Regions from separate parts of the Homo sapiens genome. Here region 1 is linked to region 2. The links are chromatin loops, found by intact Hi-C in ENCODE. Cell type or tissue: heart left ventricle. All regions are shown on one strand. Links, peaks and the distances in the headings refer to the core of each region. The heading gives the core; the rest is flanking DNA.

Region 1 (7,938 bases), core at 3,598-6,097, 120 kb after region 2:
GTGATATTTTGCAAGTTAGTTTCCCCAGTTGCAAGAACCTTGGAAACTTTCTCCATGTTTTGGTGCTGAAAAGGCAAACTCCCTAGAGGTTAATTCTTTTTTATTTCATTTCTTTATAGAAATGGAGTGTTGTTATGTTGCCCAGGCTAGTCGTGAACTCCTGGCCTCAAGTGTTGCTCCCACCTCAGTCTCCCAAATTATTGGGATTACAGGCACGAGCCACTGAGCTCAGCTAAGAAGGTGAATTCGTTACCTGATTAGTGATTTGGGTAATGAATTTGGTACCTGCCAAATTTGATATCCTGTCCTATACCAAACTCTACAACTCAGGTGGGTTACGCAAACACCTGCTCTGCGGCAGGGATCAAGGAATGTAGAATGGATAGAACATGATCCATGTCCTCAGGAAGCTCACAGGCTGGTGGGAGAGAATGACTCTGAGGCAGATGGGTGTGAAGTTATGGAAATGTGGTAACAGAGGCCTGTGAGGTACATCCAGCCTGAGAGGCGGGGAGTGGCTTCCAGCCTTGGGCTCCTCCACGGTCTGTGGGCCCTGAGGCTGGCCTCGTGGCCATCATCTCACGGTGTAACCTCTCTTGAGTGGGAGAACCCAGGGGGCATTGCAGAACTGGAAGGCAGGGGAGGAGGAGCTGGGATGTTGGGGAAACCCCAAACAAAGAGGTTTCAGGTAAAATCCCAAATGCAAGAACAGGAAAGTCAAATCTAGGGTTACTTTTGGGGGATATTGACTATGAAGGGCCCCAAAATGAGCCTCTGATGGTACTAATATTCTATATTTTGATTTAGGTAGTTACAGGTGTGTGTGTGTGTGTGTGTGTGTGTGTGTGTGTGTGTGTGTGTGTGTCTTGAGGGCTATGTCATAAAATGAGACAAAACAAAACTCTAGAACTGCTAAGACAACTGGATTATTCATTATATTTTTTCCACAACACAAAAAATTATTCACCTTGTATTTCCCGTTTACAAGTGTTTTCATCTTTGTGATCTCATTCATTTCTCTTAAAACTCAGATTAACTAGGACTCATATTTGATGCCAGAAACTCAAGTTGAAATAGGTTAGATAACTTGCCCAAATCTTAGAAAGTAGCAAACCCAGGATTTGAGGGAGTTGTGCTAGGTCCTACTCCAGCTTTATTCTCATTATTCCAAGCTAGTTTAAAAACCTGGAGTCATTAATTTCATATTCTAACCACAGGAATTTAAGATCAAAGTTTGTGCAAAGAGGGAAGAAGCACCTCTTACCTGCTTCTAACACAAACTCCTTTCAACTCAGTTCATCCAAGCCTCTATCTACCACGTGTTCCTGGCAACATGGTGTGGGCACACCAGCCACACCTTTCAACACCTCATGGTCTAACGGAGGAGACAGGTTGTGTGCTAGTCTGGGCGTGGTGGAAGCAGGGTATGACACAGGTGCTATGTAGGAGATACGAGGGGCGATGTGAAGACAAATGAGGCAGCCATGGCTTCAGCTGGCATTAATCTTATTCCCAGGATACTCAACTATCTAGAGGACCAAGCTGGGTGGCTGCCACACCAGCTATCCCTGTGGCTCAGCTCCTGAGGAAACTGGTTCTATGCATTTCCCGTGGCCCAGCCTGGGAAACTGAGGGAGCCCTGGTGCTTTACCCAGCTCCTTTTTTGGAAGGCATGTGTTAACTGTGGTGACGTTGACCCTGGTTCCTTCTGAGGTTGTCGGGCATTGGCTAGAAGATGAAGGAAAACACTGGATTTCATTGACAAAGTACAAGGCTCTGAGACTTCTGCCTGATCATAGTCCCAAAGAGGCCAACCTTTGAGCCTGAATGGCAGGAGATCAGCTGACCCAGATCTTTCCATGGGGGCTGCTAGTATGAAAGAAAGAGCATGTGCATAACTGCAGTGAAACTAGGTGCAGGCTGGCTCTGCCATTCACCACCACTGTGACCCAAGTCTTCCTCTCCTCATCTGTTGCCTGGGGATAATAATGCCTGCCTCACAGGGCTCCTCTGAGAATGAAATGAGAGCTCCCACGTGAAATACCTCGTGCATGGTGCTGTTACCCATTGGTATTGCATTCCCACCATGAGGAGATGGTCAGAGCTTCTCTAAAAGCTGGAGTGGATTCCTTTGGCATCACATTCACATAAACATCCCTCTTTAGGCCGCCCTCTTTGAAAATGACCTCATGCTCCTTAAATGCTAGACTTGTCTATTTAAATCCCAGGACAGGATGTCTTTGCCCTCAGAAACTTGTGTGAGCTCTGAGGTGATCTTGCTGCCCAGAAAAGGGTACATTTCACTGACAGTCACCTTGTTCCACTGCATTGATGAGATGGAGCTGAAACGGCAACGTTAGGTGATCCCAGGCCACATTCTCTTTTTAGCCTGCCCTGCAGCCTCTGGGCATAGAGGCGCCAGCTCACGCAGTTCCACCGTGGAAGTGGCATTTGGTTCCTTAAAGTAGAAGAGCTCAAGAGGGGGGCAGTGAAGAACAGAGACCTGGAGGGAGCAGCCACGGGACAGGAAAAGCTTACAGGCTCCAGGCCCACCCTCTGCCTTCAGAAAGGGACTTCCCTACACCCATTAGAGCAAATGATAATCTATCCTTTTGAAATGAAAAAGCCACAGGAGAAAGCAAACCCCAACACTCCCACACACTCCCCACCAGATAAGTGTGTCCAACTTAAATGTCCTGTGCTGTCCCTTAACCCTGGGGTCCCTTGCTTGGTATGAAAAGCAGGTGACCTTATTTTTTTTATTGAGATGGGGAGCCCGTTGCCCAGGTTGGAGTGCAGTGACACCACCATGGCTCATTGTAGCCTCGAACTCCTGGGCTGAAGCAATCCTCCTGCCTCAGCCTCCTGAGTAGCTGGGGCTACAGGTGCACACCACCACACCTAGCTAATTTTTTAATTTTTTTTGTAGGGACGGGTTCTCACTTTGTTTCCCAGACTACCCTCAAACTCCTGGTCTCAAGCAATCCTGTCACCTCAGCCCCCTCAAAGTGCCAGGATTACAGACATGAGCCACTGCACCCTGCCAGGTGACCTTTTTTGAGTAGCATTAAATTGCCATTCAGTCTTTTGTTCTCCAGCCTGCAAAACCCCAGTCCTCTTTGAAATAAGAGGTCTTATTACCCAACCCCTCTATCTCCACATTTTCCATGTCTCTCTTGGATTGTGCAGCCAGTAAGAGACTCAGAAAACAAGTGTCTAATCTCCGAGGGAAGAAACATAAGCCAGGTGTCTATCATCTTAGGAGAAATAAGGTAGTGATTGTCTAGTGCGGAATCTTAATTATCAGGAGAAAATGCTAATCTGGCCTTTCAGATCATGTTAATGCATCTATCTCTTTTTTTTTTCCAGGAGAAAAAAACAGTTTGCCTTTAAAAACAGGATTTAATACAGCAGGAGCTGAATTCTGGACCTAAAGATGAGGTGGGATTAAAAAAGGAAAATTCACATGCAGGAAAATTAACTAATTTGGTATCTCAGGATCACAAATTACTAACAATTGTGTGCAGTCTGGCTCAGCTTGAAAAACCTCCAGTGAGCAGCCTGCCAGAGAGGAGCAATCTCTTCACTTTCTCAATCCAGATTTTAAAGTGTTTAAAGGTTCCAGATTTTGTTTTCCCGTGTGCCTTAGGGCCCACAGGGCCGTGACCCTGATTTGTTTTGTAACCTCTGTGAGGGCCAGCTCTAATCTTAGCACAATGGGCTTCCTCGGATCAAGGTGACCTCCCTGCACTAATGTTTTTCTTGTCTGCATGCTCCTGGCTCCCTGGCCTCCCATCTTATATAACCTCTCTTATCTGTGCACACGTGCTTGGTAAGGGAACAGCCTTCTGGACACAACTAATCTCTCAATCGGTCCTAGGTCCCCTTGAGATTATGGTGGCAGATTATATTTTGGGTTTGTGGAGCTATTTTCCCCATGGCACATTCACATCTCTGATTTCACCTTCCTGAAACGTTTTTGTTTGAGAGATGCAATGTTTCATCACTTAATCCTTTGGCCCCAGCCTCAGTTTTCTTGTCTCTGAAATGAGGCAGCTTAACTAGAGTGAGCTTTTTTGGATCAGCCCATTGGAGGCAGCATTGGTATCAGACACCAACAGCTCTCATCTTTGGAAGATGTGCTGCCAACTTACCTTCCAGGATCCTGAACTCCATTCTGCTTTAAGTTTGCTTTCCTTCAAGTCTACTTACCTCCCAGAAAACTCCCAAAAAACCCATCCTGTTTCCCAAATTCCTCTCTACTGCCCAAGTTATCCCAGGAACTTACTCTACACTCGTGCTTTCCTAAGAAGCAGGAGGCCCTCCCTCAGAATCCCCTCTGACAGTGGGTAATTCTGCTGCGCCCTTCCCCACCTAGGGCTCTCAGGGCCTCCTTCCTGTAGCTCCAGGCCTCACCTTCAAGATACCCTCAAGGGAAGGGTCACATTCTGGTCCTGCCCCTCCCAGACCTGATCTTGGCTGGGTGGGGGCTTCCTTTGGCTCCGAAGCCACAGCCAAGCCCTGACTCTTCTGGTTCCAGAACAGGCTTTGGCTCTGGGCCTAAGACAGCAGGTCACACACCTCCCAGGAGCCCAAGGGAATGGGCCCTTCCCATGTGCTGCATGAAACCCCAGTTAGGAACATAATCCTGTTCTGTAATGTCGACAAGCAAGGGCGAGCTTCCAGAGGCCGTCGTGCTGTTGCCAGCAGGACAGTCTGGTGAGTTGTTCAACACGAGATCATCTGGGGGCCCTGCCTTCTCCTATAGGTCTGCCAATCAAGACCAATGTCTTTGTCTTCTGTTCCCTCTAATTCATCACACACACACACACACAGGCACACGTGTGCACACACAGACACACACACACATGCATGTGCCCACAGTGTGCTAGCACAATGCCCTCAATGCGGCTTGGAAGACGGGGCTGACTTAGAGTCTTTGAGTTCCAAGAAAAGGTATTGATACAGTGTTAAGATCAGGGTTAGCCTTTTCCTCTACTGCCATTTGGGGTACCTGAAGTTCCACCATTAGATACTCATTCCTTTTGGCCTCAAAGTTCTCGCAGTCTTCAGAGGCCCCTGCTCCCCAAGTTAGTTATAAGTAGCTGCGGAAGGGGCTGTCATGGGCCTCCGGCACCAGTGTTGGCTCTGGATTAATTTATCAGATGCTTTGGTAGAGTGGAAACAAAGTCCTGGAGAATGGAAAGCAAAAAAGGCCTGCATGACGAGGCTGACCAGGCGAGGGGACAAGGCCAAGATGTATCCCACAGACACTGTGTCGTGGCCAGCCTACCTGGGCTGTGGAAGGGGTGGGAGTTTTCTCATTCATTCAATGGACATGGACTGAGTGCTTACTATGTACCAGGCACCATGCTCGCTGCCAGAGATGTGGTGGCAAGCCACAAGGCTCCTGTCTTTGTGGGGCTTATGGTCCAGTTACAGGAGGGTAGGGAGACATTAACCAAAACATCACACTACTGAACATGCCATTGCAAACCAAGATGAGTGCACTGAAGGAAGGTTCTACAAGAACACAGCACCAACAAACAATCTAGACGGATCTGGAAGACTCTGAGAAAGTGATGCTTGAGCTGATCCTAAAGAAGTAGAATTAACTAGAAAAACCGAGCAGAGTGGACATTCCAGGCAGAGGGAACTGAGTGTGCAAAGGCCCTGCAATGGAGCCACCTAACGCTGCCATTGTGGATAGTCATACTCCTTAACCTTCAGTAGACCCTGAACTTGAAGGAAAATGTTCCCTTCTAAAAATGTGTTTCCCTTTCCCTTTCCCTTCCATTCACCCCAGCACTTGATACCAAGCCATGAAGAGAAGGTGAGTTGTGCAGGAGAAAGCCTTAAAAAAAAACAAAACTTGCAGACAGCAGCTATGACAGCCGTTTCCTGTTTGGTGTCTGTCACTGCAAACCTTCTTAGTCAAATAAATTAACACAGGAAGGCATTTTGGAGAAGTACGTGCTTCTTGCACATACTGAAAATTCAAGAAAAATTCCATCTATTTTTCAGAGAAGAGCTGGCAGTCTGAGGATAAGGCCAGAGCCCACCAACTGTATGAACTGAACAGACCCCAGGCCATTTAGTCCGATTAACTTGGAGGAATCTGAGGCCCAGAGAGGGGAAGGGATCCAGTTCACAGCAGGACTGGGGCTTTCACCCTCTCTCCTGCCCCTTTGCCCAGTGTTTTTTCTCTGCCTTCCTCGCTGTGATTGCATTAGGCCAGATTTGCCACTTTCTTCTATCAGACAAGGAATAATGGGGCTAGAACTGCCCTCTGCAGCCACTGTAGGCAAAGCTTAATTTTACCTTGGGTACAGGAGCCCAATGTCCTTGTGGTATGAAAAGGAGGAGGAGGAGTGCCAGACACTTTTTCTTTTCTATATTTGATCATTGCAATGACCCTAGGAGACAGTGACTCACACCTACACTTTACAAATGAGGAAACAGAGCCTCTGAGAGGTTAAAGAGCTTGCTCAAGGTCACCCAGCTACTACAAGGCAGAGCTGGGATTTGAACCCTGTCTAGCCTGAAAGCTCATACTTTCTCCTCCTTTCCTCAGCCCAGACCCAGGGGGATGTTCCCATGGAGAAGCCTCCTCAGGATTCCCAACCTTGACTAATTGCCAATGGCCGCCCTTCTACTGCTCCTCATTTCAGACATGCCTCTCACATGTGGAACATGCAATGTAGCCTACCTCTGTCATGATCCCCCAGGGAAAAGGTATTCATTGGTTCTTCTGTCCCATTCTGGAGGCTGGCTGGTGTATAAATATTTGGGCTGGCACTAGAGCCTCTTACTCTTGGGTGTGTGCAGTATTTGTCATTTTGTTTTGCTCTAACTGTTCCTCCCTGAAATTAGAACAGAGAATTTCCAAACTCAAAAACATACCAGCTTTGCATGCACAATATTCTACCAGCTTCCCATATACAATATCCAGTCTCGTTCTGTTCCAGAAAAGCCCACTAGCTGACACTCTCCAAATAATAATCAGGCAGTTTGCAAGGCCATGGTCTCAGCACTCAGATCTTGGAGGAAGGGGAGTGCAATAGACCCCGCTGACTTGAGGTTACCTATAAAAGCATTTCCCAAGGCATGTTCCAAGGAACACTAATGACTCTGGATTATTGGTAGCTTTTTCATCAACAAACAAAACAAAAACCAAAAACAGACCAAATCTCTTAGCTGCAGGATTTCTCAAAGCCTTCAATATGCTGTGGCAGAGATAACTAGTTGTTCTCCAATAGTCATTCTCTTCCTCTTTCTTTAATAATAAAACTCTTAAATTTTAGCTGAACACATATATGCCAGCTAGATGCTTTTTCCTGGCCTCCCTTTCAGCTGGGAATGAGGATGTAAGATCTGAATAAGGGGATGTGAGCAGAAGTGAGGTGTCTCTTCTAGTCATGTTGTTTAAAGAAATAAGCCTATGTTTGACTTGCCATTTCTCCTTTCTGCTGGCTGGGATGTAAATGTGATGACAAGAGCAGGAGCAGCCACTTTGGACCAGAAAGCCACCTACTCAGCCTTGTACTAATCATCTCTGGATTGTTAGAAAGAAACTTCCATCTTGTTTGAGCCACTGTATCTTGGGGTCTTTGATCCAGAACTTAGACTGGCCCCTAAGTAATATAAGCACTAATATGCATAATGAATCTCCAAGTGGAGCCTATAGCATGCAGCATTTCTCAAGCACATATGACCTTAACAGCAATTTTTGCAAAACGAGTTAGGACTGTTCTCCTTGAAACATATCTTGGGAAACTCTGAAAATACTTTTTTCAACATTCCCAGAACTCCAAACTGTGACTGAGTCCACAGCCCATTTGCCCTTAAGTCATTATCCAAAAGAAGCTTATGGAGTACAAACTACCCGCGCCCCCTCCCCCACTCCACACACACACACACACACACACACACACACAC
Region 2 (7,938 bases), core at 2,381-4,880:
TATACACCATGGAATACTATGCAGCCATAAAAAATGATGAGTTCATGTCCTTTGTAGGGACATGGATGAAGCTGGAAACCATCATTCTGAGCAAACTGTCATAAAGACAGAAAACCAAACACTGCATGTTCTCACTCATAGGTAGGAATTGAACAATGAGAACACTTGGACACAGGGCGAGGAACATCACACACCAGGGCCTGTCACAGGGCGGGGGGCTGGGGGAGGGATAGTATTAGGAGAAATACCTAATGTAAATGACGAATTAATGACTGCAGCAAACCAACATGGCATGTGTATACTATATGTAACAAACCTGCACGTTGTGCACATGTACCCTAAAACTTAAAGTATAATTAAAAATAAAATAAAAAGTAAAAATAAATTGTGTCTTTATGATTAAAAAATAAAGTATCTTCTTATTATTTAAAAAAAAATGTATCTTGGCACAGTGGCTCATGCCTGTAATCCCAGCACTTTGGGAGGCCAAGGCGGGTGGATCACTTGAGGTCAGGAGTTCAAGACCAGCCTGGCCAACATGGTGAAACCCTGTTTCTACTAAAAATAAAAAAATTAGCTGGGCGTGGTGGCAGGTGCCTGTAATCCCAGCTACTTGGGAGGCTGAGGCCGGAGAATTGTTTGAACCTGGAAGGTGGAGGTTGCGGTGAGCCAAGATTGCACCACTGCACTCCAGCCTGTGTGACAGAGCAAGACTTCATCTCAAAAAGAAAAAAAAAAAATAGTATCTCCATATGTAAGTTCCATTCTGTTTGTTTTAAAAAAATTTAGACTGTAATCATACCTTTCATATAGTTTTTTTGTTTTGTTTTGTTTTTCGCAGTGCTGGGATTGCAGGTGTGAGCCACTGCGCCCAGACTCATATAGATTTATTAAATTAGCAACAGAATAAAACTGTACCAGTTTTGAAATGTTCTTTGTCCTTCTCATTTCTCATGGAGTACATCTAGAGGGTGCTGCAAAGATCTCTAAACAGGATCTCCAGGTCTGAGGCAAGCTTGTGCCTGAGCTGCGCTGTCTGATGAGATGGCCAGTGGCACACATGGCTATTTAAATTTAAATTTTAGTTAGCTAAATAAAATTTAAAATTCAGGTCCTCAGTCGCACAAGCCATATTTCACATGCTCACAGCCATATTGAGCTAATGGCTAGTGACTACCATATTGGTCACCTCAAATATAAACATTTTCATCAACACAGAAAATTTTATTGATTAGTGCTCTTCTGGAATTCTTGTAGCCAGTATATGTATTTTAATTTACTGCTTATCTCTTACATTATTTATAAACGAGTTGAAAAATGGTGGCAAGTTTTTGGGAAAGTATTTTAAATGTTTTTTTTTTCTCTAAATGTTCCTAGCTATCTTGCTTGTTTAAGAAAACAGGAGGAAAAATTATTTTCACCCATTTTTAGAGCATGATTATGTGTGTGGAATTTATATCAATTGTCATGTCTGGCTGCTAAATTTTCTTGGAGTATGCTGAAGTTTTGGCAAAAACTTTGTTGATCCTGCCGAAGCTATTTGCAGAAAAGTCCAGCTAATTAAAATCCCTACGATGTCATAACACTTGAAATGAACCAACTTGGACGTAAGACAGTAGAAGTTGTCTTGATTTTATTCTGAATGGCCATTTTATTTGCAAAGACCTCAAATTACCTACCTAACTGCATTAATCCCAACATCAAGAATGAAAATCCCATATACCAACATGGAATGGTTAACTCTAAAGACTGACTTCAGGCCCATTTATTTGTAAGCTCTCTTGTTCCACTGTAAGCAGTTTGAGGGCAGGAACCAATCGTCAATGGCTTTGTAGGCCCCATGGTACCTCACAGAATGTTCCATCAGTACATTTTCTTTAAGTCTTATTTGAACAAATGAATGAGAATTTGATCTTGTCTTCTGGGAAATCATTGCATCTGAGAGCAGGCTCATGGTGTGCATAAAATGTGAATGCTTTGATTTATTGTGGAGTAGTATCTACTGAACTGACTACTAGGATTGAAATTTCTGTGTGGTTGTCACTCCTTTTGGTGACACTGTACTGAATGAAATAGGAAGCAATGAACTTCAGGCTCTCACAGAGGAAGGCTAAAGTACTTCTTATTCTATTTGAATTGCAGGAATCATAAATCTAGTTTTACAATAAAGATGAATTAGGAAAGCTACAAAATACCATAATAAAAATTGAAGTGGGTCAAAAAAATAAATAAGCAGTTTTTAGTATATAACATAAATCTATCACTAAGGCATACATACATAACTTTTTGTTTTTCTTTTCCATATATTATATGTAAAATGGCATCTCTCAGAGTAATGGGATTTCTTTGAAAACAGAATGGGTAAGTGTGTATATAATGACTCAGCTGGATCAGCTAGGTGGTGATCCTTTTAAACCACTGGCAAAATACCCCTCTCCAGTGAGATCCATTTTCCCTGCATCTGGTAAGTCTCATGCCATGTGTAAATGCTCACAGCTTGGTTTGCACCAGAAAAATTCTGTAGCTATAATGCAGTCCAGCTCCTTTACTTTTCTTTAAGAGTTTTTTAAAAAATTAGTTCTTCTTCCCAACTAGATGGATGTTGGAATCCATCTGATGGAATTTTTGCCAAATACTCACAGCATTTATCAAGTCCAGTGGCCTGAGGTTATGTGATACCTTAAGGACTTAGGAGAAAATAATTTTTTTTTCTGTCATGCAGTCCCTGGTGTTTGTCACAGGATAGTAAAAATGTCTCAATTGTTCATTTTTAGATAACAATCAACAGAGACAGTGGTGAAGATGTAAGCTCCCCCAAACACGGGAAGGAGGACCCAGACAACATGCCTCACGTGGGCGGCAACACTTGGGCTGGCGGAACAGGTTGGTAGCACAGGCATTCTCCTGAGTCAGCCTTCCCCAGGTTTCCCAAGCCCATTAGGCCAGCACATCGCCCCTGAGAAGACTCAGAGACGGGCTTTCCTTCTCAGCCTCCCTCATTACTCAGTTGGATTGTTGTCTTGCCCTCTGCCCCAGCGTGACATCAAGGCATGTGAAGAGCCTGGCATTTGGAGTCCCACAGGCTCTGCCACCCTGTGACCTAAGAACATGCTGACCCTCCTGGAGTTGCTTCATCAGTCAAAGGGGGATAGTGTGAACTACCTTAAATTGTGGTGAGGATTAAATGAGATTACGATTGTTAAGCACTGAGCACAGTGCCTGGCATGAAGAATATTTTCACTAAAGTGTTAATCCCTTCTTTTAAATTCCATGACCTTGGGATCATGCCAGAAATCCACAGTAAATTCTTTCTTCAGCAACTGACTGAAAAGAAATGGTCCTTGTCTTCCACATCTTCGAAGTACGTTGAGGATGCAAGATTTCGAGATAAGGCTGGTTGCAGTCTAAACCGATGGCCGACTCCTTCCTCTTGGCTGCCCAACTAGGGCATTGTTCCCAGGACTGCCGTCTTCCTTTTTCCTCTGCGGCAGCTGGAGCAGACACATCTGCGAGTCCACAGGAATAGGGCCAGACTGTGTGCGCACTGTCTGAGCTTATCTCACCATGAGGAGTGCTGGCAGGAGCTCTGTACTTCACCTTCCTTAGGATGGTCTGTGCCTCTTGGCCTTGACAGCCTCGGGAGGAAATGGGTTTCTCTGCTTAGACAATGTGCTATCAAATAGGCCTGTGGACTTCTTGCCTACTCTGTTTATTCATCAAGCATCAGCTTTAAAGTAAGGCTATTTTTAGAAATGTCCTTTGATCTGGAAGTTAGCGTCAAGCCAACAAGATTTAATCCATATGGAATGCATTGTGGGACGAGCTGGCCAGATGTGGTTTCCCAGCAGTGGACTACTCTGGGGGAGAAATTCCTATTTGTTACCAAACTTGAATTTACTAGCTCACGTATCTGTCCAGATTGAGGCTACATTTGTTTCACCTGGCTTTTAGTTTTCAATTGATCAAGGCTCCTTGGCTTCAATTTCTCTTTTTCTCTCTGCCATTCTTTTCCCTCAGAATTCTTTACTTTGAACTGAGCTCTGGCCCAACAAGTCATTTGATTCCCCTTTCTTCATCAATGCTCCTCCCTTGCCCACCCTCCCCATTATCTTCTGAAGTGGTTTGGAATGTCCAGGCTTATGCCCTGCAGTCTTAGAACCTCTGGTAAGCACTTTCATTTAAATAGTACAAATTAAAGGCTCTGGGAAGTGGAGATCATGAAGAGCACCTCCTGCTCCACCCCAGTGTGACTTTGCCTGGGGCCCTGCGACTCAGGTGGCCAGTCACTCACACCAGCTTCTGATGGTTCCACCACTTTCTCCCTTTCACCAGAATGATAACATCTCAGCACCTAGGAAGCTTTCAGCTCAAATTCATGATCCACCCATACTCAGGATACCCTCCTGTAGGAAAGGAGTTAGATCCCAGAAACACCTTTTCCTCCTATAGCTCATTGTCACTGTCCAGTTACTGTACCCCTCTGCCTATTGGCTGGCCATGAGTAAGAAATGGGAGTCACACACATCCCAGAAGGAATTTTCCACCACCCATTTCTAAATAAAAGTGAAATATGTTCCAATCAAAAGATTAAAGTAGTGTAATTAATAGGCAGTTCTCATGGTATTTCCCAAAAGGAAATGACCTACCTGGACTTTCATAAGGAAAGCAGTTCATATTGAGTTCTTGGTTTTAGTTTTGTTAGACCAGTTAAAGCTCAGTGGTAAGGTGGAGGTGGGGGTGGTGATGGTGAAAGAAAAATGTAACATAATTTACCCAAAGTCTAAAAGCCTTCAAATTTTCCACTTTATAAAACTAGAAATTGCCTAATTCTGTGTAACTAGGCTTTGTTTAATAATAATAGTAAAAGCAGTCCATTATATGGCTTTTATTATGTGCCAGATACTGCTCTAAGCATTTTAGCTTCATGACAATCCCATGAAGTAAATAATATTAGTATCCCCACTTTATAAAGAGGAGCCTGAGACACAGAGAAGTTAAGTAGTTCCCCAAAGATAAATGGCTGGTGGGTTGGAGCCAGGATTCAAACCCAGGCAGTCTGGTTTAACTATATCATAATATACTCTACAATAGCAGTGTATTATACTATACTGCCCCTCCAATATTGGATTCCCTTCTAAGTTCTCAAGTTATACGTGAATGAACAAAAGAAACAGGTTACTAGTATTCTAATCTACCCCTAAATAGGGGTAACAATCTTATAGCCCAAAGGCCAAATCTAGCCAACAGATGTGTTTTTTTCTCTGGTCCATGTAGTGTTTTAAAATAATTTCAATTTTCATGTATTTAGACAAGGTAAATCCTAAGTTAGCCAATGTCCCCACCACTTTTTATCATATGACCTACCTGGCCTTACAGGCATTTACAATATGAACAGTTCATACAATGTTATGTTATAAAACGTAATATGTATATGTAATATGTATTATGTAAACTTGAGTTTCTATTGAAAGACTGTTCTAAAGCTGATGGTGTTTATGTTATATATTGTTCAAACCAGAAGTCAAAGTTGGTGTAATAATTGGCTTCTAATCTTGGCTAAGCCAGTGATACGAGGTCCTGAATATGTCATTTAGCCTCTCTGTGCATTATTTTTATAATTTGCAGAACAGAAAAAAACAGTATTTATAGCTTAACTGTCTAGGTTTTTTAAGGAAAACTAAGGTAATATGTGAGGGAGGGAAACAGTTGTTCATTTAATTAGCAAATATATACTAAGTATCTATGATATTCAAACCACTCTTATAGGTGCGGTAGTGCAAAAGTAAATAAAATATCTCATCCATCATATAGTTGGTGAGAAAAATAAATATGAAAGGATAACAAATAGTACACAAGAGTATGGATCCTTATGAGGTAGCAGCATTAGCTAAGGTGTCATAGAAGCTGGAGTAAGCCTTGATATATAGGTAGTATTTTAATGGATGGGAAAAAGGAAAAGCATCCTAAACAAGAGAATACATCTTTTTCCAGAAGGTAATTTGACTGTTTAATTACTAGTTAAGTACAATTAATATCCTCCACAAGGCTGTCCTAAAACCATGACCCAACTTTTGTTCTGTGGTCAAGTTCAGATTTATCATCTGAATTTCCACGTTTTCCTTCCAGGGGGAAGAGACACGGCAGGCCTGGGTGGCAAAGGAGGCCCTTACCGGCTGGATGCAGGCCATACGGTGTACCAGGTCTCTCAGGCTGAGAAAGATGCAGTTCCCGAAGAGGTCAAGAGAGCTGCTAGAGAGATGGGCCAGAGAGCATTCCAGCAGAGGTCAGTGCTCCCATCACATTTAGACCAGCACTACTGCTATGGTGAAATGTCATGATGGACTGTGGGGAAACCTAGATTTGTGTGTGTTTCCACCTCCACCTCATGCAGCAACTCGGACCTCAAACTGAAATCCACAGCCATCCCCGTCCCTAACGGAAACAGCCAAATAAACAAAATCACCTGTTCTTTCTACTCAGGCTCCTTAAAATCTAAAGCTCAAATCGCCCCATCCATGTCTATCTGTTCCTAGGCAACATAGGGAATTCAGGTAAGTCTACACAATGGTCCCTTCCTGCCCTCAGAAATCTTGCAGATTAGTGCGGAGACAGGACAAGGGAACATACATACACACATGCACAGAGTTAAGTGCTAAAGTCATAGGGTGCGGAGGCTGTCCCCTCCAGCAGTGCAGAGAAAGGCAAGTTTAGTGGGCTGATGTGAGGTGGGGCCAGAGCTCAGCTAGGATTTAGAGATGGGAAGAGAAGAGCTAGGATATTTCAGAAAGGGAAAACTAAATGAGCAGAGGCACCAGGGCAGGATGAGCATAGTGTCTATGGAAGAGAGAGGCAGCTAGCCCACTCAGGATAATGGGTACCAGCTCGGGAGGAGGGACAGTGAGTTTGGATAGGGAGGCCTCATCAGTGAGTAGAGGCCTTAATCTAGGCCAGTGAGCCTGTGGCCCTCGGACATTCCCCAGCTGTTCTGGGCCACTACAATAGGAGCCATTTAAAAAATAAGAAGAATCCACATGATGTTACCCTAGACATCCACATGTGTGCTTCAACTAAAAGTGAAAAATACCAAAGAACCACCAGTATTTCCTTTTAGATTCCAGGACCTGGTAGTAGTTTGGGAAACAGATTTACATTTTTGTGCTGCATGAAAGGAGATGGGCGCAGTTAGAAAAAAGCATGCTAAAATGTATGAGTTATGAAATTCCTCCCACGTAGAACATCTGGTATTACATTACATGCTGTGCTTCCACATCCTGCAAGTAAACAGTACAGGACAATAGAGACAAGAATGCAGGCCCTGCCGCCACACCCTCAGGAAAGCCTGCCAGCTCAGACCCTCGAGGGTTCAGCAGGTAAATAACACACTTGATGCTAGAGGCAAGAGTGTTGCTCTCAGCCCTTCTGCTGGCTTCCCTGGTGACTGTTGACAGTTTATCTGTCCTCTTTGTGCCTGAATTTGCTCTTCTGGAAATAAAATTCACTCTCCCTTTCTCCCAGGGAGGTTATGAGAACAGGTAACTATGTTAGGAATGAAAGTGTTTATGCCTCTCAAAAAAGGGTAGAGAATAGTGTAGTGAACAGTCTTGTTAGAATGAAAGTTCTCTGCATTTCTTATGAATTATAAAGTACCCATTTAGAAAAAGAACTAAACAATTGGAAATGTGTCATTCTCCCCTCCGCAATTAATGAGTTCTGTTGTTGCCACCCTTAAAACCTGCCAAGTAATTGTTCAGTCTAATTTTTTGCCCAAGTGGACAGGTAGATAAGAGTGTTCTGGCACACACATAGTTCACAGGGAGGCAGAAAGGTAACAGTGCCTGGCCACAAGTATGTACGCCCTTCTCCTGTTGCCATAATAGGAGTAAGGAGTGTGGTTCTCTTCAGGACAATTGCCCTACAGGGGAAGAAGTAAGGGGCATC

The links. Hi-C counts contacts between places; a loop is a spot of excess contacts. Peaks named below come from ENCODE experiments on the same cell type or tissue, not always from the same donor. Only the 100,000 strongest peaks of a DNase experiment are listed, where the experiment ranks them.
Region 1: it touches region 2 in a loop (6-fold over the local background); 5 of 110 quality-filtered maps call a loop at or near these places.

Annotation. Positions count from the first base shown.
Region 1 is chr13:41,491,047-41,498,984 of GRCh38, reverse strand. No RefSeq gene overlaps it. Among named protein-coding and RNA genes, the nearest start is that of RGCC, 37 kb to the right of the region's middle. In heart left ventricle, for the core only: no CTCF peak of the experiment used is centred there; a DNase peak (open chromatin) is centred at 4,600; H3K27ac peaks cover 1,732 bases.
Region 2 is chr13:41,609,921-41,617,858 of GRCh38, reverse strand. VWA8 (von Willebrand factor A domain containing 8) reads left to right here. Exons shown (of 45, transcript NM_015058.2): 38 at 2,775-2,883; 39 at 6,127-6,283. Among named protein-coding and RNA genes, the nearest start is that of MIR5006, 45 kb to the right of the region's middle. RefSeq lists an enhancer at 2,453-3,445. In heart left ventricle, for the core only: no CTCF peak of the experiment used is centred there; a DNase peak (open chromatin) is centred at 3,488; H3K27ac peaks cover 2,500 bases.